Regions from separate parts of the Homo sapiens genome. Here region 1 is linked to region 2. Evidence: chromatin loops called from intact Hi-C (ENCODE). Cell type or tissue: natural killer cell. All regions are shown on one strand. Each heading gives the region's core, and the rest is flanking DNA. Links, peaks and the distances in the headings are about the cores only. Region 1 overlaps ITGAE (integrin subunit alpha E). Region 2 overlaps ITGAE (integrin subunit alpha E).

Region 1 (11,295 bases), core at 998-8,997, 53 kb before region 2:
CAGATGAGCCCCCTCAGCTGTTGCCTGGGCTGTTGTTCAATAGTCACTCAACACTTACTGAGCCCTTGTTCTGTGCCAGGCATTGCTCCAGACCCTGGGAATAACACAGTGAAGAAGATAGACAAGATCCTTCGGGAGCCTACTGTCTCGTGGGGAGACAGATAATAGGCACTATCAGATGATGGCAGGTTCTGAGAAGGAAATCAAACAGGGTGATGTGAAGCAGAGTAACTGGGTTGTGAGGCACGGCTGGGTAGAGAAAGCATTTATGAGGAGGTGACAGGCGAGGCTGGGGAAGGAGAATAAGCCAACCTTGGGGAGAGTGGAAGGTGAGGGCTCTGGGAATAGGAAACAGCGCGGTGGAGGGAACAGTGCCGTGGAGGGAACAGCGCCGTGGAGGGCCTGAGGCAGGAAATGCTGGCGCTGGTCACCCAGGAACTGGGGCTGCCACTGACAGAAGGGACATTGGTGTAAACTACATGAGTGGGCCAGGTGCTGTGGCTCATGCCTGAAACTCACTGTAACTCACTAGGCTCACTCCCAGCAGTTTGGGAGGCCAAGGCAGGAAGATTACCTGAGCCCAGGAGTTCGAGACTAGCCTGGGCAACATGGCAAAACCCCATCTCTACAAAACATAAGAAAATTTGCCAGGTGTGATGGCACGCATCTGTGGTCCCAGTTACTTGGGAGACTGAGGTGGGAGGATCGCTTGAGCCTGGGAGGTCAAGGCTGCAGTGAACCGTGATCATGCCACTGTACTTCAACTTAGGTGACAGAAGGAGACTCTGTCTTAAAAAAAAAATTACATGAGTAAATTAAAAACCAAATAAGTGGGCCAGGCACAGTGGCTCACTTCTATTAATATAGAAGTTTTCTTGTAGTTTTGGAGGCCAGAAGTCTGAAAAGGTGTCAGCAGGGCTGGGTCCCTTCTAGAAGCTCTGGGGGAGAATCTGTTTTCTTGCCTTATTTGGCTTCTAGAAGCTGCCTGCATTCCTTGGCTCACGGCCTCCTCCTCCTCAAGCCTGCAGCATAGTAAGCTTTGCATCTTTCTCTGACACTTTGGAAGACCAAGGTGGGAGTGCTTGAGCCCAGGATCAGCTTGGGCAACACAGTGAGACTTCATCTCTATAGACAAATTAACAAAATTAGCTGGGCAAGGTAACTCGCTCCTGTAGGCCCAGCAACTTGTGAGGCTGAGGTAGGAGGATTGCTGAGCCCGGGAGGTCAAGGCTGCAGTGAGCTGTGATCACACTACTGCACTCCAGCCTGGACAACAGAGCAAGACACTACCTAAAAAACAAACAAACCCCACAAAATAACAGGAGGCTATTACCATCAACAAGGCAGGACGATGATGGAAGGAGCATCTGGAGAAGAGTTGCTTTCTAGAAATAATTTGGAGAGTCAGGCACGGTGGCTCATGCTTGTAATTCCAGCACTTTGGGAGGCTGAGGTGGGTGGATCACCTGAGGTCAGGATATCAAGACCAGCCTGGCCAACATGGTGAAACCCTGTCTCTACTAAAAATACAAAAATTGGCCGGGTGTGGTGGCTCACACCTGTAATCCCAGCAATTTGGGAGGCCGAAGTGAGTGGATCACCTGAGGTCAGGAGTTCAAGACCAGCCTGGCCAACATGGTGAAAACCCCATCTGTACTAAAAATACGAAAATTAGCTGGTCATGGTGGCGGGCGCCTGTAATCGCAGCACTTTGGGAGGCCAAGGCAGGAGAATCGCCTGAACCCAGGAGGTGGAGGTTGCAGTGAGCCGAGATCGTGCCATTGCACTCCAGCCTGGGCGACAAGAGTGAAACTCCATCTCAAAAAAAGAAAAAAAAAAAAAAGAATTTGGAGAGAGAACCAACAGGGTTGGCAGGTGGATTGGATGTAGGGCATGAGTGAAAACACGACGAAGTGAGGATGCCTCCTGGGTTTTGCCTTGAGAACTTAGTGGTTGCTGGTGCCATTTGCTGTGGCGGGGAAGATGAGAAGAAGCAGGCTTGACAGGAAAGACCACAGGTTCTGTTTGTTTCCTATCGACGCTGTAACAAGTTACCACAAATGTAGTGGCTTACAACAACACAGGTTTATTATTATTATTATTATTATTATTATTATTATTATTATTATTATTATTATTATTTTGCACTCTTTCACCCAGGCTGGAGTGCAGTGGTGAGATCTCAGCTCACTGCAACTTCCACCTCCCAGGTTCAAGTGATTCTCCTGCCTCAGCCTCCCGAGTAGCTGGGATTACAGGCTTTCACCACTATGCCCAGCTAATGTTTGTATTTTTAGTAGAGACGGGGTTTCACCCTGTTGGCCAGGCTGGTCTTGAACTCTTGACCTCAGGTGATCCGCCTGCCTCGGCCTCCCAAAGTGCTGGGATGACAGGTGTGAGACACTGAGCCCAGCTGCAAGTTTATTATCTTGTAGTTTTGGAGGTCAGAAGTCTGAAAAGCTATCAGCAGGGCTGGGTCCCTTCTAGAAGCTCTGGGGGAGAATCTGTTTTCTTGCCTTTTTAGGCTTCTAGAAGCTGCTTGCATTCCTTGGCTGACGGGCTCCTCCTCCTCCTTAGGCCTGCAGCATAGCAAGCTTCACAACTTTCTCCGACTCTGATTCTCCTGCCTCCCTCCTAGAAGGACTTTTGTGATTACACTGGGGCTTTACAGCCCAGCCAGGACAGCCCTGGGGGCTTCTGGGATGGGAGAGGCCTCCTTGGGAGGCTCCCAGCATTCCCTGCAGTCTCGCCACTTCTCCCCTCTGCCTGCCTCAACGTCCCCCTGAGTCCCTGCGGCTCGCCCATGCCACCGTTTTCGGGGCCTCCCTCATAGAAGGACCCTTGTGATTTCACTGAGCCCACCTAGATAATCCAGGATAACCCCCCCATCTCATGATCCTTAATTTATTAACTCACATCTACGAAGTCCCTTTTGCCATAAAAGGCAACATATTCACAGGTTCTGGGGATTAGGACGTGGCCTTCTTTGGGGGGCCATTATTCTGCCTACGATAGCAGATGGAGAGGTGGGAATTTCAGCCGTTATAGGTGTATTGAAGCCATGGGCTTGGAAGGGATCACTAGGGAGAGTGTGCCGGCAAGGAAGACAGTGACCCAGCCCCCAGATCCTGGTGGCAGATAGAGGTCAGACCGCGAAGGCACCAGCGAAGCCTTGAGGAATGAGGAGAGAGTAGGCAGAAATCTAGAAAAAAGTGTTCGAAGGAGATGGTTACTCATGTTTGGGGCTTCTGAGAGGTTGAGGAAGATGAGGACAGAGAGCGGTCCGTTGGATGTGGCATTGTGGGGGCCCCTGGTGACCTTCACAGGAACTGACTCAGAGGGTGGGAAGTCAGCTTGGGGTGGGTTCAGTTGTGGGTGGGCGGATGGACGCACAGGTGCAGACTTTCTTATTATTCTGTAAGCCATGCCGATACGTGAATATATTTCATAATGTATTAAAATGTAGAGTGATAGGAGTTGAGGAAGTGGAGACGGTATCTCATTTCTGCCCCACCTTCCTGTGCTCTTTAGTCTGTCCCAACCCACTGTAGCCACATCATGACCTTTTTTTTTTTTTTTTTTTTTTGAGACAGAGTCTCGCTCTGTCACCCAGGCTGGAGTTCAGTGGCGTGATCTCGGCTCACTGCAACCTCTGCCTCCTGGGTTCACACCATTCTCCTGCCTCAGGCTCCCGAGTAGCTGGGACTACAGGCACCCGCCACCACGCCCGGCTAATTTTTTGTATTTTTAGTAGAGACGGGGTTTCACCATGTTAGCCAGGATGGTCTCGATCTCCTGACCTCGTGATCTGCCTGCCTCGGCCTCCCAAAGTGCTGGGATTACAGGCGTGAGCCACCGCGCCCGGCCTCATCATGAGCTTTTGAAAGCACAGCTAATCATGTGCTTCCCCTTTATAAAGTCCTCCATGACTTCTACTGCCCTCTGCAGAAAGACCTTGGACTTGGTTCACTGTTAACCACCAAGCCCCTCGTCCCCTCCCCACCATCCCCTATGACAACCCCCGGAGCTCACTGTCTGTCTCAGGACAGCCCAGTTCTCCTGGGTAACGTGGATGGTGAGAATGTTGAGGCTGTCCCTGGAATCTGCCGTCTCCCTGGACTGGGCCTGGGTGGGGGCAAGAAGTTTGCAGTCAGGAGGCGCAGCTCTTGAGGCTGCCTTAATCAGGCTGAGGCAGCCACCCCCAAACCTCCAGTTCTTTTATTTATTTATTTATTTATGAGACGAAGTCACACTCTGTCCCCCAGGCTGGAGTGCAGTGGCGTGATCTCCGCTCACTGCAACCTCTGCCTCCCAGGTTCAAGCAATTCTCCTGCCTCAGCCTCCTGAGTAGCTGGGACTACAGGCACACGCCACCATGCCCGGCTAATTTTTGTATTTTTAGTAGACACGGGGTTTCACCATATTGATCAGGCTGGTCTCAAAGTCCTGACCCCAGATGATCCACCTGCCTCAGCCTCCCAAAGTGCTGGGATTACAGGCGTGAGCCGCCGCGCCCGGCCTCCAAACCTCCAGTTCTGACTGACCCACAGGATAGGGGCACCAGCGTACTCTTCTCAGGAACTAAGGCCAGGCAGGGCAGGCCCCCTGGGTGGCCCACGAGGAAGCCAGCACTGCCCCCAACAGAACCAACCCCAACGCTGGTGGTTTTCTGGCCTCCCCATCCCTGTCCCCATAAGAGAGCAGAGTTTTTATTAACCATCAGTATCACCCCTTCTTTGTCAGGGTGGGCAGCAGGCAGAGAGGGGTTGCATTTAACCATTTCCTGCCTGGTGCTGTGTAGAAGCAGAGGTTGGGCAAATGTCTTCCCCATAATCCAGAGTCTGGGCTAGGAATCTGCCGGCCAGACAGGGAGCTTGTGAGTGCAGGCAACTGGAATGGGAAGGGTGCTGGGCAGGCAGGGAGAAGACGAGGAACATCAGCCAGCTCAGCTTTGCAACCTCCCCTCCCACTCAGGCTCCTGGTCACCAGCCCCAGAACCAAGAGGACACCAGGGCCCCTCCATCGATGTTCCCTTGTCCAGGATGAAATCCTTTGCCATCCTGTAGGTAAGTCAGCCCCAACTCCAGGGAATGCTCCCCAGGACCCCCTTTCTAGCAAAATCCCCCTCATCTAAACTCAAACCATTCCAACCCCAGCCCTGCCTCATCCAGCCCGTTCACCCCTAGACTCCAGCATAACCCACAGCAAGATTCCATCCCAATGCCCAGTCCCACCCCAACCCAATCCTAATCCCCAGCCACCTTTCCTGACACAGTCCTAGCAACAGAAATGATACCTACAGCGTATTGCGTGCCCACCCTGTGCCCGGCAGTCCTCTGAGTCATTCTGTTTTCATCCTCAAAACCGCGCCATTTATAAGAGAGGAAGCTACAGTTCAGAGAATGTAGGTCTTTTGGTTGCCAGTATGACAAAGTTCACACTTTTAGTGTTGGTGGCTGATTCGAAACTCTAGCCCTTCCTGATGCAAGTCATCACACCTCAGTGCAATTCACCCCCTACATATTCAGTCTAACTGTGGCCACCCTAGTAACTAGCATGGGGCCTGACATATATTAGGTACTCAATAAATGCCATTTGAATGAATGAATGAATGAATGAATGAATGAACCTGATTCACTCATTAAACTCTATCCATCCTACCCAGTCAAACTCAGGTCACAGATTTACTGACAACCTCTTGGCTATATATATATAAATAAATAGAATCCTTGTCTTGTCTGAGGCTGGGCGCCGTGGCTCACGCCTGTAATCTTAGCACACTGGGAGGCCAAGGCGGGTAGATCATTTGAGGTCCAGAGTTCGAGACCAGCCTGGCCAATATGATGAAACCCCATCTCTACCAAAAATACAAAAATCAGCCAGGCGTGGTGGTGCATGCCTACAATCCCAGCTATTTGGGAGGCTGAGGCAGAAGAATCGCTTGAACCCAGGAGGTGGAGGTTACAGTGAGCTGACATTGCACCACTGGACTCCAGCCTGGGCAACAGAGCAAGACTGTTTAAAAAAAAAAAATCCTGCCAGGCACGGTGGCTCATGCCTGTAATCCCAACACTTTGGGAGGCTGAGGTGGGCCGATCATGGGTCAGGAGATCGAGACCATCCTAGCTAACACGGTGAAATCCCGTCTCTACTAAAAATACAAAAAGAAATTAGCCAGGTGTGGTGACGGGCACACGTAGTCCCAGCTACTCAGGAGGCTGAGGCAGGAGAATGGCGTGAACCTGGGAGGCGGAGCTTGCAGTGAGCCGAGATTGCGCCACTGCACTCCAGCCTGGGCGACAGAGCAAGACTCTGTCTCAAAAAAAAAAAAAAAAAAAAAAAAAATCCTTGTCTGAGAGGCACTGAGTTGAACAGACTCAATCTCAGTCCAGCAGGGTTGACTGAGTGATTCCATGACTGAAAAATAAGACAGTATCCTGAGGCTGACAGTGGGGAGGACGAGGAAGGAGCTACCATTTCTGCCCCTGAGGCTGGGGGCAGTAAGATTCCCCAGGATGGGTCTGTGAGGCTGGGGGGTTCCTTGGTCCACACAGCCAGTCCCACGGTATCTTGCACATTCCTTGGCACTTACATACCCACCAGGCAGTGCTTCTCCACCCACCTGCCCGACCAAACCCACTGAGGAAAAGCAGCAGGCATCCGCTGTTGCTGGACGCCCATCACCACGCTCACAAGGCTGGGCACAGAGCAGACGTCAATGGGCACGTGTTGAAAGGGTCAGCAAATGAGCCCCGGGGATGGGCACTCGGCCCTGAACGTGTCCAGTCCTGACCTTGAAGGCCCCCGCTCTAGCTTTCTAGAGGCTTCTCTGAGTGGCCAACAGTTCCTCATGGGGGCCTGACCAAGGTGGCTCTGTGCCCTCTGACCTTGGCTTCGGGTCTCTGCCTCCCAGAGTCCCCTCCTCCTCCTCACCTGGGCTTAACTTTTTCAGAGCATGTCCCCATCCCCAAGGGGAGGCACCGGGGAGTGACCGTTGTCCGGAGCCACCACGGTGTTTTGGTGAGTGCAGGAGCGAGAGGAGGGAGGGCCTTAGGGAGGCTGGTGCTAGCCCTCGTGGTTGACCCTGGTGTTGAGACCAGTTCTGACTGCCATGCTGTTCCCGAGGCTGAGTCTAGCGTCTCCCTGGTGCCAACCCCAGGGCTGACTGTAGCTCTGACCACCCTGATACCAGGGCTGACCTAGGTATTCCCTGTGACCCAGCACACTCCTGCAGGTGTCGGCCTCGGCCTTGATGCCAACACTGACTCCTACACCCGGTGAGGGGTGGGCCAGCTCTTCCTGTGCCCCCTGCCTGGTTGAGCCACTGAGTTCTGGAATGGGGGTGAGAATGTGGCTGTGGCTCGGGAATCGGGAGGTGACCTGGTGTTTCCCCACCCTCTCTTCCCTCCCACAGATATGCATTCAAGTGCTGGTCCGGCGGCCTCACAGCCTCAGCTCAGAACTCACAGGCACCTGTAGCCTCCTGGGCCCTGACCTCCGTCCCCAGGCTCAGGCCAACTTCTTCGACCTTGGTAAGGATTGGACATTCACTGGCCTTGGATAGCTCTAAAGAGATCTCCTTGGTCTCCAAGAAAAGGCACCAGCTCACGGCAGATGCAGTGGGACGCAGGCCCACAGTGGAGCAAGGCAGGGTTGAGGCATCACGTGAAAGGAATCAGGGCAGAACCATGTGTGAGCGTGCTCAGGCGAGGATGGAGCCTTTCTGACTCTGAGCTCTTCCATGTGTGTTTTTAAAGAAAATCTCCTGGATCCAGATGCACGTGTGGACACTGGAGACTGCTACAGCAACAAAGAAGGCGGTGGAGAAGACGATGTGAACACAGCCAGGCAGCGCCGGGCTCTGGAGAAGGAGGAGGAGGAAGACAAGGAGGAGGAGGAAGACGAGGAGGAGGAGGAAGCTGGTGAGAAGAGGCAGATCTGGGTTGCTCTGAGTCTATCAGAGCCAATTCCTAGGCTGGTGGCCTCCAAGGGTGAGGGGTGCCTCAGTCTGAGAGATGGGGAGCAGTGGCTGGACTTTACAGACCTGACCTGTACCAGCTCCACCCACTCTTTCTTATAAGTGGGGAAACTGAGGCTCAGAGAGTGGTAGTGATGGGAATGGCTCACACAGCACACAAAGCCTGACCAGGTTCTAGCTCTCTTTTTGAAGGGGGAGACAAAAGCTTCTCTCTTGGGGCCAGGTGAGGTGGCTCATGCCTGTAATCCCAGCATTTTGGGAGGCTGAAGTGGGCGGATCACTTGAGGTCAGGAGTTCAAGACCAGCCTGGCCAACATGGTGAAACCCCAACTCTACTAGAAAATTCAAAAATTAGCCAGGCATGGTGGTGTGCATTATAGTCCCAGCTACTTGGGAGGCTAAGGCAGGAGGATTGCTTGAACCCGGGAGGCGGAGGCTGCAGTAAGCTGAGATCCCACCACTGCCCTCCAGCCTGGGCAACAGAGTGAAGCTCTGTCTCAAAAAAAAAAAAAAAAAAAAAAAAAAAGCTTCCCTCTTGGGAGCTTCTCCAACTTCTTCCCTGAACTGAGCTGGTTGTCAGGGCTGCAGTGGGGGTGCATGCCCTACACATGCTACCCTTACATCTGCCTCACATCCCATGCCCACTCCTGACCTGTTTGTCTTGGCCAGGCACCGAGATTGCCATCATCCTGGATGGCTCAGGAAGCATTGATCCCCCAGACTTTCAGAGAGCCAAAGACTTCATCTCCAACATGATGAGGAACTTCTATGAAAAGTGTTTTGAGGTGGGCTTCCCTAAGAGCTGGTTAACACTTATCTATTGCTGAGAATCACCCTACCTCAGAACAACAATCACCACATTTGCTCACAATTCTATGGGTCACATACTTGGGCTGGGCTCAGCTGGATGATTCTTCTGTCCATCTTGCCTGGAGTTACCCTGGAGCTGCAGGCGTCTGGTTGCTTGACTGGGGCTGGATGGCCTAAGATGACCTCACTTACTTGTCTGGACCATGTGTCTTTAGCAGGCCAGCCCAACTTTTTCGTGGCAGCAACATTCTAAGAGGGCCAGATCCAATGCATGCAAGTATTTTTCAAGTCTCTAATTACATCACATTTGCTGATGTCTTATTGGCCAAAGCCAGTCACATGACCAATCCCATCGTCAGTATGGAGGGCACTACACAGGGAGCTGGGGAGAAGTCTGTGATTCACTGGGGGCCTTTACTATCGCACCCTTCTCCACCCCTACTCGCTTAGAGATTTTGCTCTGCCTTAGCATCTCTTTCTGCCCAGGGATAAGGTAGAAGGAGTGGATTTTTCTGCTGCTTCCAGCGGGAGACATTTCAGGGGCAGAGGTGGCAATTCTTCCAACCTCCTGCCCTCCTGCCCATCCCCTGCAGTGCAACTTTGCCTTGGTGCAGTATGGAGGAGTGATCCAGACTGAGTTTGACCTTCGGGACAGCCAGGATGTGATGGCCTCCCTCGCCAGAGTCCAGAACATCACTCAAGTGGGGAGTGTCACCAAGACTGCCTCAGCCATGCAACACGTCTTGTGAGTGTGGGGGCTGCAGGAATTATTCTGGCCATGCCCAGAGTCTCTGTGGCATCACTCATGGAGGAAGTGGCTGGCCAGAACCGCAGGAGAAGAGAATTAGGGCTCCAGCCTTTCCCTGGCCGAGAGAGAACGTGAGGGATGACACCTCAAGGCTGTCCTCCAAAAAGTCTTCCAAAGACTTCCTCTTGTGAGATGCAGGAGAGCAGAGTGCTCAGTGGACAGGCTGGCTGGGTTCAAATCTCAGCTCTGGTTTTTTTTTTTTGTTTTTTTTTTTGAGATGGAGTCTTGCTCTGTCACCCAGGCTGGAGTGCAGTGGCACGATCTCAGCTCACTGCAAGCTCCGCCTCCCAGGTTCACACCATTCTCCTGCCTCAGCCTCCCGAGTAGCTGGGACTACAGGCGGCCACCACCACGCCCAGTTAATTTTTTATATTTCTAATAGAGGTGGGGTTTCACCATGTTAGCCAGGATGGTCTCGATCTCCTGACCTCGTGATCCGCCCGCCTCGGCCTCCCAAAGTGCTGGGATTACAGGCGTGAGCCACCGCGCCCGGCCTCAGCTCTGGTTTGTATCTGTGTGACCCCGGGCAAACTGAAGGACCTTGTGACCTGTGCTTCAGTTTCCTCACTTTAAAAATGAGAAAAATAGGCTGAGCGTGGTAGCTCATGCTTGTAATCCCAGCACTTTGGGAGGCCAACACAGGTGGATCACCTGAGGTCAGGAGTTCAAGACCAGCCTGGCCAACATGGTGAAACCCCGTCTCTACTCAAAATACAAAGTTAGCTGGGTGTGGTGGCAGGTGCCTGTAATCCCAGCTACTCGGGAGGCTGAGGCAGGGAGAATTGCTTGAACTCGGGAGGCAGAGGTTGCAGTGAGCTGAGATCGTGCTATTGCACTCCAGCCTGGGTGACAGAGCGAGACTCCATCTATCTCAATAATAATAATAATAAAAATAAATAAATAAAATGAGAATAATAATAGTACTCACAGCTTGGAGCAGTGGCTTGTGCCTATAGTTCCAGCTACTCAGGAAGCTGAGGCAGGAGGATTGCTTGAGCCCAGAAGTTCAAGGATGCAGTGAGCCATGATCACACCACTGCACTCCAGCCTGGGTGACAGAGTGAGACGCCGTCTCTAAAAAAGAAAGAAAAATAATAGCACTTGCCTGATAGATTTTGTGATGGTTGGATGGCTTAAAATATACAGTGTTTACAACAGTGCCTGGCACATGATAAGTGCCATGTGAGTATTATCTATCGTTTTAATATCATGAGTCTTCCTGTACGCACACAAGAGGAATGGACTGCCAGGCAGTACCTTCCTGCTGGGAGCAGGTGAGAAGCAAGAACACCTGTGTTGCAGCCCTCCCTCTGCCCAGCCTCGCTGCGTGACTTAAGGGGGCATCACCCCCTTCTCTGGGTCTTTCGGGAGGATTGTGAACCCTCCCAATTCTAATACAGGTCAGAGAATAAAGTCTCTCCTGGAGCTCGGTCATCCTTCTGGCAAAGCTCTCTTCTTCATTTACTCTCCCCTGCTTAGAGACAGCATCTTCACCTCAAGCCACGGCTCCAGGAGAAAGGCATCCAAGGTCATGGTGGTGCTCACCGATGGTGGCATATTCGAGGACCCCCTCAACCTTACGACAGTCATCAACTCCCCCAAAATGCAGGGTGTTGAGCGCTTTGCCATTGGGGTAAGAGCCAGGAGCCGGGAGACACCTCCTGAACCTGCACAGCCTGGGGTGGGGAGAAGCCAGGGT
Region 2 (11,295 bases), core at 1,052-9,051:
TTAAAACAGATGTGACTGTTGTTCCCCTGTTGAAATCTTTTCCTTGCCTTCCCCTGTCTTAATGTGCAAACTCTTCTACTGCTATTTAAGATCCTCTCCTCTCTGTCCGCTACCCGTCTCTGCCCTTAAGTGTTGCTTTTTTTTCTTTTTTTTTTTTGAGACGGAGTTCCGCTCTTTCGCCCAGGCTTGAGTGCGGTGGTGCGATCTCGGCTCACTGCAACCTTCCCTTCCCCCCACCCTGACCCCGGGTTCAAGAGATTCTCCTGCCTCAGCCTCCTGAGTAGCTGGGATTACAGGAATGTGCCACCATGCCTGGCTAATTGTTTTGTATTTTTAGTAGAGACGGGGTTTCACCATATTGGCCAGGCTGGTCTCAAACTCCTGACCTTGTGATCCTCCCGCCTCGGCCTCCCAAAGTTCTGGGATTACAGTCATGAACCACCACTCCCAGCCTCTTTTTTAAAAATAAACACCAGGGTCTTTGTCCCCCAAGCTGGAGCTCAGTGGCACAGTTAAGGGCTCACTGCAGCCTCGTACTCCTAGGCTCAGGTGATCCTCCCATCTTAGTCTCCTGAGTAACTGGGACTGTTACTCAGGTGCATGCCACCACACCCAGCTAATTTTTTAATTTTAATTTTGTGGAGATGAGGTCTCCCTATATTGCCCAGGCTGGTCTCAAACTCCGGGGCTCGAGCCATCTTCTCATCTTGGCCTCCCGAAGTGGTGGGGTTACAGGCATAAGCACCTGACCTTGCTTTTTTCTCCCAACAAGTCAAACTATTCCCTAAATAGGTTCGTGCCTCTGCGTACGCGTAGGCTGCTTTTCTTGTCAGGAATGCCCTCCATGACTGCTCACTTCACTCACTGTCTTCCCTGAAAGCGGTCTAGAGACTCCTGAGTCCTCTGTGCTGGCTTCTGTGTGTTTGCTGTGAGCTCCCTTCTAGAAACCCTTCCAAATGGCAGTCATCACACTGTGTTGTAATTATCTCTTTTTCCTACTAGATGATGAGCTTGATGTAGGAAGCTGTACTTGATCTCCTTCTGTCTTCAGCATCATAGGCTATACTGAGTATTTTTGCATAAATAAGATTAGATCCAGTACAGCCGAAATTATCATGCTTTGCAAAATAAGTTAAAAAGGTTCAGCTGCTCGGGAGAGCAGGGTTCAGAGGAAGGTGGAGTCAGTTCTGATTGAGGGATGAGCACCAGAGGTCTTGAAGGATTGGACTCTCCAGGAGAGATTCAGAGTAAGTTAGGAGAAGGGAGTAGTAAGTATGAGAAGCAGAGGAATATAGGGGCTATTTAGGCAACAGCCAGAATGCCGGTTTTCTGAAACAGATGGCTATCTTTGGCCTGTAACTGGACTTTTCCTTCCTTTGTTTCAGTGTGGCTTTTTTAAAAGAAAATATCAACAACTGAACTTGGAGAGCATCAGGAAGGCCCAGCTGAAATCAGAGAATCTGCTCGAAGAAGAGAATTAGGACCTGCTATCCACTGGGAGAGGCTATCAGCCAGTCCTGGGACTTGGAGACCCAGCATCCTTTGCATTACTTTTTCCTTCAGGATGATCTAGAGCAGCATGGAGCTGTTGGTAGAATATTAGTTTTTAACCATACATTGTCCCAAAAGTGTCTGTGCATTGTGCAAAAAGTAAACTTAGGAAACATTTGGTATTAAATAAATTTACACTTTTCTTTGCAGTAGTGCCTTTAATCTGGAAATACAGTATTACTTAGGATTTGCAGTACATTTTGCCTGATAGGGCAAGTTTTCATTCTTATTTTTAAAAAATGATAGATTGTGGCCGGGCATGATGGCTCACGCCTGTAATCCCAGCACTTTGGGAGGCTGAGGCAGGCAGATCACGAGGTCAAGAGATCGAGACTATCCTAGCCAACATGGTGAAACCCCATCTCTACTAAAAATACAAAAATTAGCTGGGCATGGTGGCGGGTGCCTGTAGTCCCAGCTACTCAGGAGGCTGAGGCAGGAGAATCATTTGAACCTGGGAGGCGGAGGTTGCAGTGAGCCGAGATCGTGCCACTGCACTCCAGCCTAGCAACAGAGTGAGACTCCATCTCAAAAAGAAAAAAACAAAATAGGCGGGGTGCGGTGGCTCACGCCTGTAATCCCAGCACTCTGAGAGGCTGAGGCAGGTGGATCACGAGGTCAGGAGATGGAGACCATCCTGGCTAACACGGTGAAACCCCGTCTCTACTAAAAATAAAAAAAATTAGCCGGGTGCGGTGGCAGGTGCCTGTAGTCCCAGCTACTCGGGAGGCTGAGGCAGGAGAATGGCGTGAACCTGGGAGGCAGAGCTTGCAGTGAGCCAAGATCACGCCATTGCACTCCAGCCTGGGCAAAAGAGCAAGACTGTCTCAAAAAAAAATTATCGATTGTATCCTTTCAGATAATTCTTAAGTATCAATTTTTCAGATTTCCAGAAGAAACTCTTTGGGGTTTTAATTTAAACATACAGGTTAAGTTTGGGAGCATTGATATCTTTATAGATTTCCTTTCTACTCCGCTTGCTGCGATTTATTTTTTAATTTTTATTTTACTTTATTTTTTTTTTTTGAGACAGAGTTTTGCTCTTACTGCCCAGACTGGTGTGCAATGGTGTGATCTTGGCTCACCGCAACCTCCGCCTCCCGGGTTCAAGCGATTCTCCTGCCTCAGCCTCCTGAGTAACTGGGATTACAGGCATGCGCCACCACGCCCAGCTAATTTTGTATTTTTAGTAGAGATGGGGTTTCTCCATGTTGGTCAGGCTGGTCTCAAACTCCTGACTTCAGGTGATCCACCTGCCTCAGCCTCCCAAAGTGCTGGGATTACAGGCATGAGCCACCGCGCCTGGCAATGCTGAGATTTTTAAAAACACTCTGCAGCAAGGTTTTATAATTTTCTTCAAAGGGGTCTTAATTTATAAAGACTTACTTCCAGCTGCATTTTTATTTGTTTATTTATTTTGGGGGGGTCTCACTGTGTTGCCCAGGCTGGAGGGCAGTGATGCAGTCATAGGTTGCTGCAGCCTTGAACTTTTGGGTTCAAGCCGTCCTCTGCCTCAGCCTCCTGCGTAGCTGGGACTACAGGTGCAAGCCACTATGCCCGGCTCATTTTTTAATTTTTCTTTTGTAGAGATGGGATCTAGCTATGTTGACCAAGCTGATTTCAAACTCCTGGCTTCAAGTGATCCTCCTGCCTTAGCCTCTGAAAGTGTTGGGGCGTGAGCCACTGCGCCTGACCTGTTATTATGCTTTTGTTGCTACTGTGTGAAAATACCGTTTTTTCCCCCGACTGTTTAGAGTTTGCACTTAGAACAGTTGGTGGTTTTGAATGTTTATCTTATCTGGCCATTTTACTGAACTGTGGTTTTGTTTTTTTGGAGACGGAGTCTCACTCTGTCGCCCACGCTGGAGTGCAGTGGTGTGATCTCTGCTCACTGCAACCTCCGCCTCCCGGGTTCCAGCAATTCTCCTGCCTCACCCTCCCGAGTAGCTGGGACTACAGGGACCCACCACCATGCCCAGCTAATTTTTGCACTTTTAGTAGAGATGGGGTTTCACCATGTTAGGCTGGTCTCGAACTCCTGACCTCAGGTGATCCACCCGCCTCAGGCTCACAAAGTGCTGGGATTACAGGCATGAGCCAAATCCGGGCCCGGCCAAACTGTTTTTAAATCACTCTTTAGTTGATTCTTTGGGATTTTTCTAAGGAGACAATTTTATTTGCAAATAATGGCAATTTGGAGTCTTTCTGATATTTCTACTTTTGGCTACCCTTACTTCTTTGACTAGGACGTGGAGAGCTCTGAGAAGTAAACCGTGTACCTGGTTGTAATGGGAGGGCTTTTCTGGCCCTCCTCTGCCTGCCTCACACCTGCCTGTTATCCCAGCCCCGGCTGCTCTGCCTTTGGGTAGTTTCTAGGGCTTGGTTGGAGCAGCCCATTCACCTCTCATGGAGCCCCGTACCTTGCCAGTGTTACATCACTAGGCTGTTGGGCACCATCTGCTTCCCTGTTGATCTGATTCCATCATCTTCATTTCGTTCAGAAATCCGTCTGTGCTATCGGTCACTTGATGATATTGTTCTCTGTTTTCCAATGCTGCCACAGGCTTTTCCCCTTCCTTGTAACTCTTGGGTTGTTTCAGTGGAATTTGCCTTTGAGGGAAAACACACAGGTAAGTTTGCTTACTTATTTTCCTGTTGTGCTCAGGAGTTGTGTCCAAGTTTTCATATTATATAAAAGCCCCTGCTTTTTATACTTTTTAAAATTGCAAATAAGACCCCACTTCCATCGTCACTGGGAAGCCTGTTTGTTATTGACTTACTGAGTCGTGCTGATCCAATTGGCGTTAGAGCAAGGCAGCTGTAATCGGGGGAACTACATCAGGAACTACTTAATGAGGAGGAAGACACTTTTAAGTGCGACATGGTTAGATTTTACAAATTCATATGCTATGGCTTGGGCCAAGGTCTGTGGCATACACCTGTAGTCCCAGCTACTCAGGAGGCTGAGGCATGAGAATCGCTTGAACCCAGAAGGCAGAGTTTGCAGTGAGACGAGATCGTGCCACTGCACTCCAGCCTGGGCAACAGAGCGAGACCCTGTCTCAAAAAAATAAATAAATAAATAAATAATGAGGCCGGGCGCAGTGGCTCACGCCTGTAATCCCAGCACTTCGGGAGGCGCCGACGTGGGCAGATCACCTGAGGTCGGGAGCTTGAGAGCAGCCTGACCAACATGGAGAAACCCCATCTTCATTAAAAATACAAAATTAGCTGGGCGTGGTGGTGGGTGCCTGTAATCCCAGCTACTCTGGAGGCTGAGGCAGGAGAATCGCTTGAACCCGGGAGGCAGAGCTTGCAGTGAGCCAAGATCGCGCCACTGCACTCCAGCCTGGGTGACAGAGCGAGACTCCGTCTCAAAAAAAAAAAAAAAAAAAAAAAAAAAAAAGAATGAGTGCTGGGCTCAGCCCTGTGGAGTAACCTTTTCTCGTAATTGAATGAGGTCTAAATAACGTGGCCAATTTAGGTTTTCACACCTGCTTGGTTTCATTGGTTTCATCCCTCCAAAGTTCAGATGGTATCATGAGAGAAACAGGTTATTCGAATCTGCACTCACTATCCTGTACCAGGGCAAAGGAGAACAGAAAGCACATGGGGTACTTTCCCAGCCGGTCTTTCTTCTACAAGCTGCCTTTTAGGTGCTAGGCCTTTCTCATTTCCTTTTCACCCTCTGCCTGGGACAGGAAATGGTAGAGCTTGCATAGATCCAAGAACAGTGAGTCATGCCATAGGGCCACTCTGCTACCCAGAAAAGGACTGAGCTGGGACCCGCTGAACTTTGGATGCAGTTATTGGAGGGAACAGCAGTTTTTTTTGTTTTGTTTTGTTTTTTTGAGACAGGGTCTCGCTCTCGTTCATGCTGGAGTGCAGTGGTGCGATCTCGGCTCATTGCAACCTCCGCCTTCTGGGTTCAATCGATTCTCATGCCTCAGCTTCCTAATTAGCTGGGACTGCAGGTGCATGCCGCCACGCCCAACTAACTTTTGTATTTTTAGTAGAGATGGGGTTTCACCATGTCGGCCAGGCTGGTCTTGAACTCCCGACTTCAAGTGATCCGCTCACCTCGGCTTCCCAAAGTGCTGGGATTCCAGGCGTGAGTTGCCACGCCCGGCCTCCTGCTGTCTTAAATAATCTGCACTACTGCATTATTCTGTGCACATCTCTAATACATTTACAAGGAGGGGTTTTTGGTTAAGATTTTCTGGGTCTTCTAGTCATAATTATATTATAATGGCACCAGAATTTTACCATTACTTGAACTAGGAACAGATTCAGTATATGGAATCAAGGGAAACTTTCATTTTATTAATTTATTTATTTATTTATTTATTTGAGATAGAGTCTTGCTCTTTCTCCCAGGCTGGAGTGCAGTAGCATGATCTCGGCTCACTGCAACCTCCGCCTCCCAGGTTCAATCGATTCTCATGCCTCAGCTTCCTGAGTAGCTGGGACTGCAGGTGCATGCCACCACACCAAACTAATTTTTGTATTTTTAGTAGAGACTGGGTTTCACCATGTTGACCAGGCTGGTCTTGAACTCCCGACTTCAAGTGATCCGCTCACCTCGGCTTCCCAAAGTGCTGGGATTCCAGGCGTGAGCCGCCACGCCCGGCCTCCTGCAGTCTTAAATAATCTGCACTACTGCATTATTCTGTGCACATCTCTAATACATTTACAAGGAGGGGTATTTGGTTAAGATTTTCTGGGTCTTCTAGTCATAATTATATTATAATGGCACCAGAATTTTACCATTACTTGAACTAGGAACAGATTCAGTATATGGAATCAAGGGAAACTTTCATTTTATTAATTTTTGTTTGTTTTGTTTTGTTTTTCTTTGTTTGTTTTTTGAGACAGAGTCTCGCTCTTTCGCCCAGGCTGGGGTGCAGTAGCATGATCTCGGCTTACTGCAAACTCCGCCTCCTGGGTTCAAGCGATTCTCCTGCCTCAGCCCCCCGAGTAGCTGGAACTACAGGCACCCGCCACCATGCCCAGCTAATTTTTGCATTTTTAGTAGAGACGGGGTTTCACCATGTTAGGCTGGTCTCGAACTCCTGACCTCGTGATCCACCCACCTCAGCCTCCCAAAGTGCTGGGATTACAGGCTTGAGCCTCCACTGCACCTGGCTATTAAAATTTTTTAACTTTTACTTTTGGAGACTGGGGTCTCACCTTGTTACCCAGGCTGGACTTGAACTCCTGAGCTCAAGTGATCTGCAGTAGCTGGGACTAAGGGCATGTGCCACTGTGCCTGGCTTAGGGAAACTTAATCACTTCAGGAAGCATCGTCGTCCTAATAGCAGAGTTCAGGAGGATGCACCTAAATTGACAATTCCCAACTTCGGTTGACTTGCTTTGTTTTTTTATTAGTGGGAGCAAATTTTGTAAAGTACATGAGTAATAGGTACATTTCTCATAGTGAAATCAGTAAAAAGTGAAAATTTGCCTTTGTCGCAACCTTGCTTCATTCAATGCTCTTCCTCAGAGGCTGAGATGACCTGGTTTAACGTGTATCTTTCCAAACCCATATTCTGAGCCGGGCACTTTGGGAGGCCGAGGTGGGTGGATCACCTGAGGTCAGGAGTTCGAGACCAGCTTGCCCAACATGGTGACACCCTGTCTCTACTAAAAATGCAAAAATTAGCCTGGCGTTGTGGCAGGCGCCTGTAATCCCACCTCCTTGGGAGGCTGAGGCAGGAGAATCGCTTGAACACGGGAGGGGGATGTTGCAGTGAGCCAAGATTGTGCCATTGCACTACAGCCTGGGTGACAGAGCAAGACTCTGTCTCAAAAAAAAGAAAAGAAAGAAAACCAAACCATATTCTGTGCATCTCTAAGTATTTATATATATTTATATCTAAGTACAAAGGTTTTTTTTTTTGAGGGGGGTTGCATAAATAAGATGGTATCTTCTGCCATTTGTGACCGTTTTCAAGGAATGCATGTCAGAAGCTAAATGCTGCTGCTAAATGCTGGGGGTCAGGTGGGGGAATAGAGGGAAGGGTATCATCTTGGGCTAACATAATCTTTGGGGAATTAATCACAATTTGTAAAGAAGCCCTTTTAGCTTTTTCCAAGAGTGGAATTAAAAACTTTTTGTAATTGCTCTGCAGTGCCGAAGTGCTTTCCAGAAAGACCGGACCACTTTATGTGGTTATCAGCAGCGTGAACTTGTTCTGGAATCTCCATTTTTACTTAATTTGTTTGCTTAATGGGTATATAATTATAGTTTCAGTTTTACTTTTCTTTGACTGTTGGCAAGGCCATGTATTTTTCCATGAATTAAGATGACTTTTTTTTTTTTCCTCTATGCTTTTTCTTTCTTGTCCAGTTCAAACAACATGACCCTGGTATTTTCTCATTAGCTTTTTCTGAGCTGCTCCCTGCTTCTGGGGTAGAAGAGGTGCATTTCTACCTCTGAACTTCTGAGCCTTTGGGCAAGTAAGGGTGATTTGACTTTAATAGGATTAGAGAGCCATGTGCTCTCCAAAGTGGGGGAGCTAAGTCTTACAGATGAGGTGGTGGGCATTAGGAAGCAGCCGTCATCATTGGTGGTCTGTCTGAAAAACAGTCTTCCTAAGTACCACCAGGGAGAAGACAGGACCACGGTGCCCTTCCGCTTCTGGGAGAGGCCCTGCCCTTGCCCTCCCTCTGTCCCTGAGGAGGAGATTCCTGGTGTTTTTTTTTTTTTTTTTTTTTTTGAGACGGAGTCTCACTCTGTCACCCAGGCTGGAGTGCAGTGGCATGATCTCGGCTCACTGCAAGTTCCGCATCCCGGGTTCACGCCATTCTCCTGCCTCAGCCTCTCAAGTAGCTGGGACTACAGGCGCCCGCCACCAAGCCTGACTAATTTTTTGTATTTTTAGTAGAGACAGGGTTTCACCGTGTTAGCCAGGATGATCTCGATCTCCTGACCTCGTGATCCACCTGCCTCGGCCTCCCAAAGTGCTGGGATTACAGGCGTGAGCCACCGCGTCTGGCCGAGATTCCTGGTTAACCATCTCCTAGGACCCCGCAGCCAGTTGCAGTCCTGGGGGCACAGTAGTCAGGGGGACTGAAGGTGTGGTCTCTGTGGATGCCTCATCTTCTGTCCAGGGCCGAGAGGGGGGTCTGGACTAGTCCTTCCCAGAACTGCCAGACGTTTTCGAGCTCTTGGCTTTGGTTTCTCGGCGTGATCTTTCCTCTCTTTAGAGCTGTGAGATCTGAGGCTAAGGTTGGAGTGCTGGGATGAATGAGAGAAAACACCACTGGCTCACTTTGGTGCTGCAAACCTTTTTGATTTCTTAGTCTGGCAAAAGGCTGCCAGCCTAAGTGGAATTGGGATACCCAGGCCTGGGGTCTTTTGGCTCCCGGATGAAGAACTGACTGGATTGGCTAGCTGGTTAAGGACACCAGTACCTCTAGGTTAGGGGTTTCTGACTGTTCGGTGGGCTGTAGATCCTTTTGGTGGTCCAGCAACCCCTTGTCAGGTATTTTCCCAAACGTTGCATTACGAAAATGTTCACACATACAGAAAAGTCGAATTCTACAGTGAACACCGGTCTGCCCACCACCTAGTTTCTGCTGTTAGCATTTTCCTCTGCTTGTTTTGCCCCGTTTTCCCAACCGTCTATCAGCTTATTTTTAAACAATAAAAGTTTATAAAAATCAATTACATTGAAATCTAACAATCAGAATGTTTTTAAAAATTTATATAGAGATGTTTGTATATCTTTATTAATGCCTTAAAGCAGCAGGTCTAATAACTACCCTACTTCCAAAGTGGTGATGAGCTTACATTATATTTTGAGATACCTGCGGTAGCTGTAATGTGACAGGAATATACAATTTCTGTTGGTATCAAGATTATAGGTGGGCGCAGTGGCGCACGCCTGTAATCCCAGCACTTTGGGAGGCCGAGGCGGGCGGATCACCAGGTCAGGAGATGGAGACCATCCTGGCTAACACGGTGAAAACCCGTCTCCACTAAGAATACAAAAATTAGCCGGGCGTGGTGGTGGGCACCTGTAGTCCCAGCTACTTGGGAGGCTGAGGCAGGAGAATCACTTGAACCCGGGAGGCAGAGATTGCGGTGAGCCGAGATCACACTGGCTCCTTGCTCCGACCCCCGAAGGCTCTGACGCTCTAGCTTGGCTTGGATCTGGGCCTCCGCATTTTTCGGCATGTGCTCCAGGTGGTGGTGATGTGGGAGCCGCACCCTGTGAGATGCTAATTATGAGATCAGTGTGTGTGTTCATCTGGTTACACTTTGTCAATGGGCTGCACTCAGCACAGACCTGGAGTCTTGGTGATGAGTAAGTTACTTCAGGAGACGAATTTTAACTTACTGCTCTGGTGGAATTACGTCTGTTGAAATCTTCTATGGGCCAGGCACAGTGGCTCACAGCTGTAACCCCAGCACTTTGAGAGCGCAAGGTGGGCAGATCACTTGAACCCAGGAGTTTGAGACCAGCCTGGGCAACACGGCGAAACCCTGTCTGTACAGAAAACATAAAAATTACCCAGGGGCCAGGCGTGATGACTCATGCCTGTAATCCCGGCACTTTGGGAGGCTGAGGCAGGCAGATCACGGGGTCAGGAGATCGAGACTGTCCTGGCCAACATGATGAAACCCCGTCTCTACTAAAATACAACAAATTAGCCAGGCGTGGTGGTGCGCGCCTGTAGTCCCAGCTACTCAGGAAGGTGAGGCAGGGGAATCACTTGAACCCAGGAGACAGAGGTCACAGTGAGCTGAGATTGTGCCACTGCACTCCAGCCTGCCGACAGAGTGAGACTCTGTCTTAAAAAAAAAAAAATTATCCAGGTGTAGTATGTACCTGTAGTCTCAGCTACTCAGGAGGCTGAGGTGGGAGGATCACCTCAGCCCAAGGAGGTCAAGGCTGCAGTGAGCCATGATTGTGCCACTGCACGCCAGCCTGGGTGACAGAGTGAGACACCATCTCAAAAAAGAAAAAAGTAATCTTCTATTAATATACACACAAAAATAAAAGTCACTTAGTCACTCTACCCCAGACACTTCAAGTATACAGGCTAATGGGTGATTAGAAATTTCATTCATTCGTTCTTTGTTCATCATTCTACAAGCCTCAGTGACTACCTACTTCATGCAGGTCCTGTGGTCAGACTGTTGAAGGCCTTTCCTGCTTGACAGATATGTACCCAACTGTGACAGCGAGGGAGAAAGCAATGAATTCTCTAAATGGTACAGATCCTATCGTGTGGACATTTGGAGGAGGACAGCAATTGAGGAGGCCTTCATGAAGGAGAGAGACACCTGTAAGCTGACCCTCGAAGCCATGAAGAACAGAGGAGAGATCCACCTGGGCAAAGGTAGGGAAGCTGGACACTGAAAACTATGGTAAAGCCCACGAGCCAAGCTGGCTGAGGCTGAGTGTGCAGTGGGGACTGTGTAGCTGGGAAGGCAGGTAGGACTGTGCATTGGATCCGAATCGTGTACAGGGAACTATGGGAAGACACGGGCATTCGTGGTATTTGATACGTGGGTTTCACACTCATTGCATTGCCACCATTCTCACACTCATTCTCATTGCATCACCACAGTCCTGGAACTTGGGAGTGGAGAGGAGCGGATGCGTGTGAGAAAGTTCACACATGCTGTGGGGGAAGCCAGCGCCGGGAACTGGAGTTAGAACAAGATGTGCGTAGCTCTAAGAGGTACCGTGGTAGACTTGTCACTGCTTTGTGGATTTGGTTGACTCGAGT

What was found. Peaks named below come from ENCODE experiments on the same cell type or tissue, not always from the same donor. Only the 100,000 strongest peaks of a DNase experiment are listed, where the experiment ranks them.
Region 1: it touches region 2 in a loop (7-fold over the local background); 4 of 110 quality-filtered maps call a loop at or near these places.

The regions. Positions count from the first base shown.
Region 1 is chr17:3,757,640-3,768,934 of GRCh38, reverse strand. It overlaps ITGAE (integrin subunit alpha E), which reads left to right. Exons shown (of 31, transcript NM_002208.5): 3 at 4,975-5,066; 4 at 6,953-7,020; 5 at 7,415-7,532; 6 at 7,758-7,922; 7 at 8,648-8,763; 8 at 9,382-9,533; 9 at 11,076-11,229. Among named protein-coding and RNA genes, the nearest start is that of ITGAE, 38 kb to the left of the region's middle. RefSeq lists an enhancer at 5,157-5,256. In natural killer cell, for the core only: no CTCF peak of the experiment used is centred there; DNase peaks (open chromatin) are centred at 1,964, 3,394, 3,996, 5,414 and 1 weaker place; H3K4me3 peaks cover 998 bases; H3K27ac peaks cover 4,083 bases.
Region 2 is chr17:3,705,033-3,716,327 of GRCh38, reverse strand. It overlaps ITGAE (integrin subunit alpha E), which reads left to right. Exons shown (of 31, transcript NM_002208.5): 31 at 1,386-1,700. The coding sequence ends at 1,481. It also overlaps a transcript of P2RX5 not described here. Among named protein-coding and RNA genes, the nearest start is that of HASPIN, 13 kb to the left of the region's middle. RefSeq lists a silencer at 5,306-5,506. In natural killer cell, for the core only: no CTCF peak of the experiment used is centred there; DNase peaks (open chromatin) are centred at 3,287 and 5,167; H3K27ac peaks cover 1,777 bases.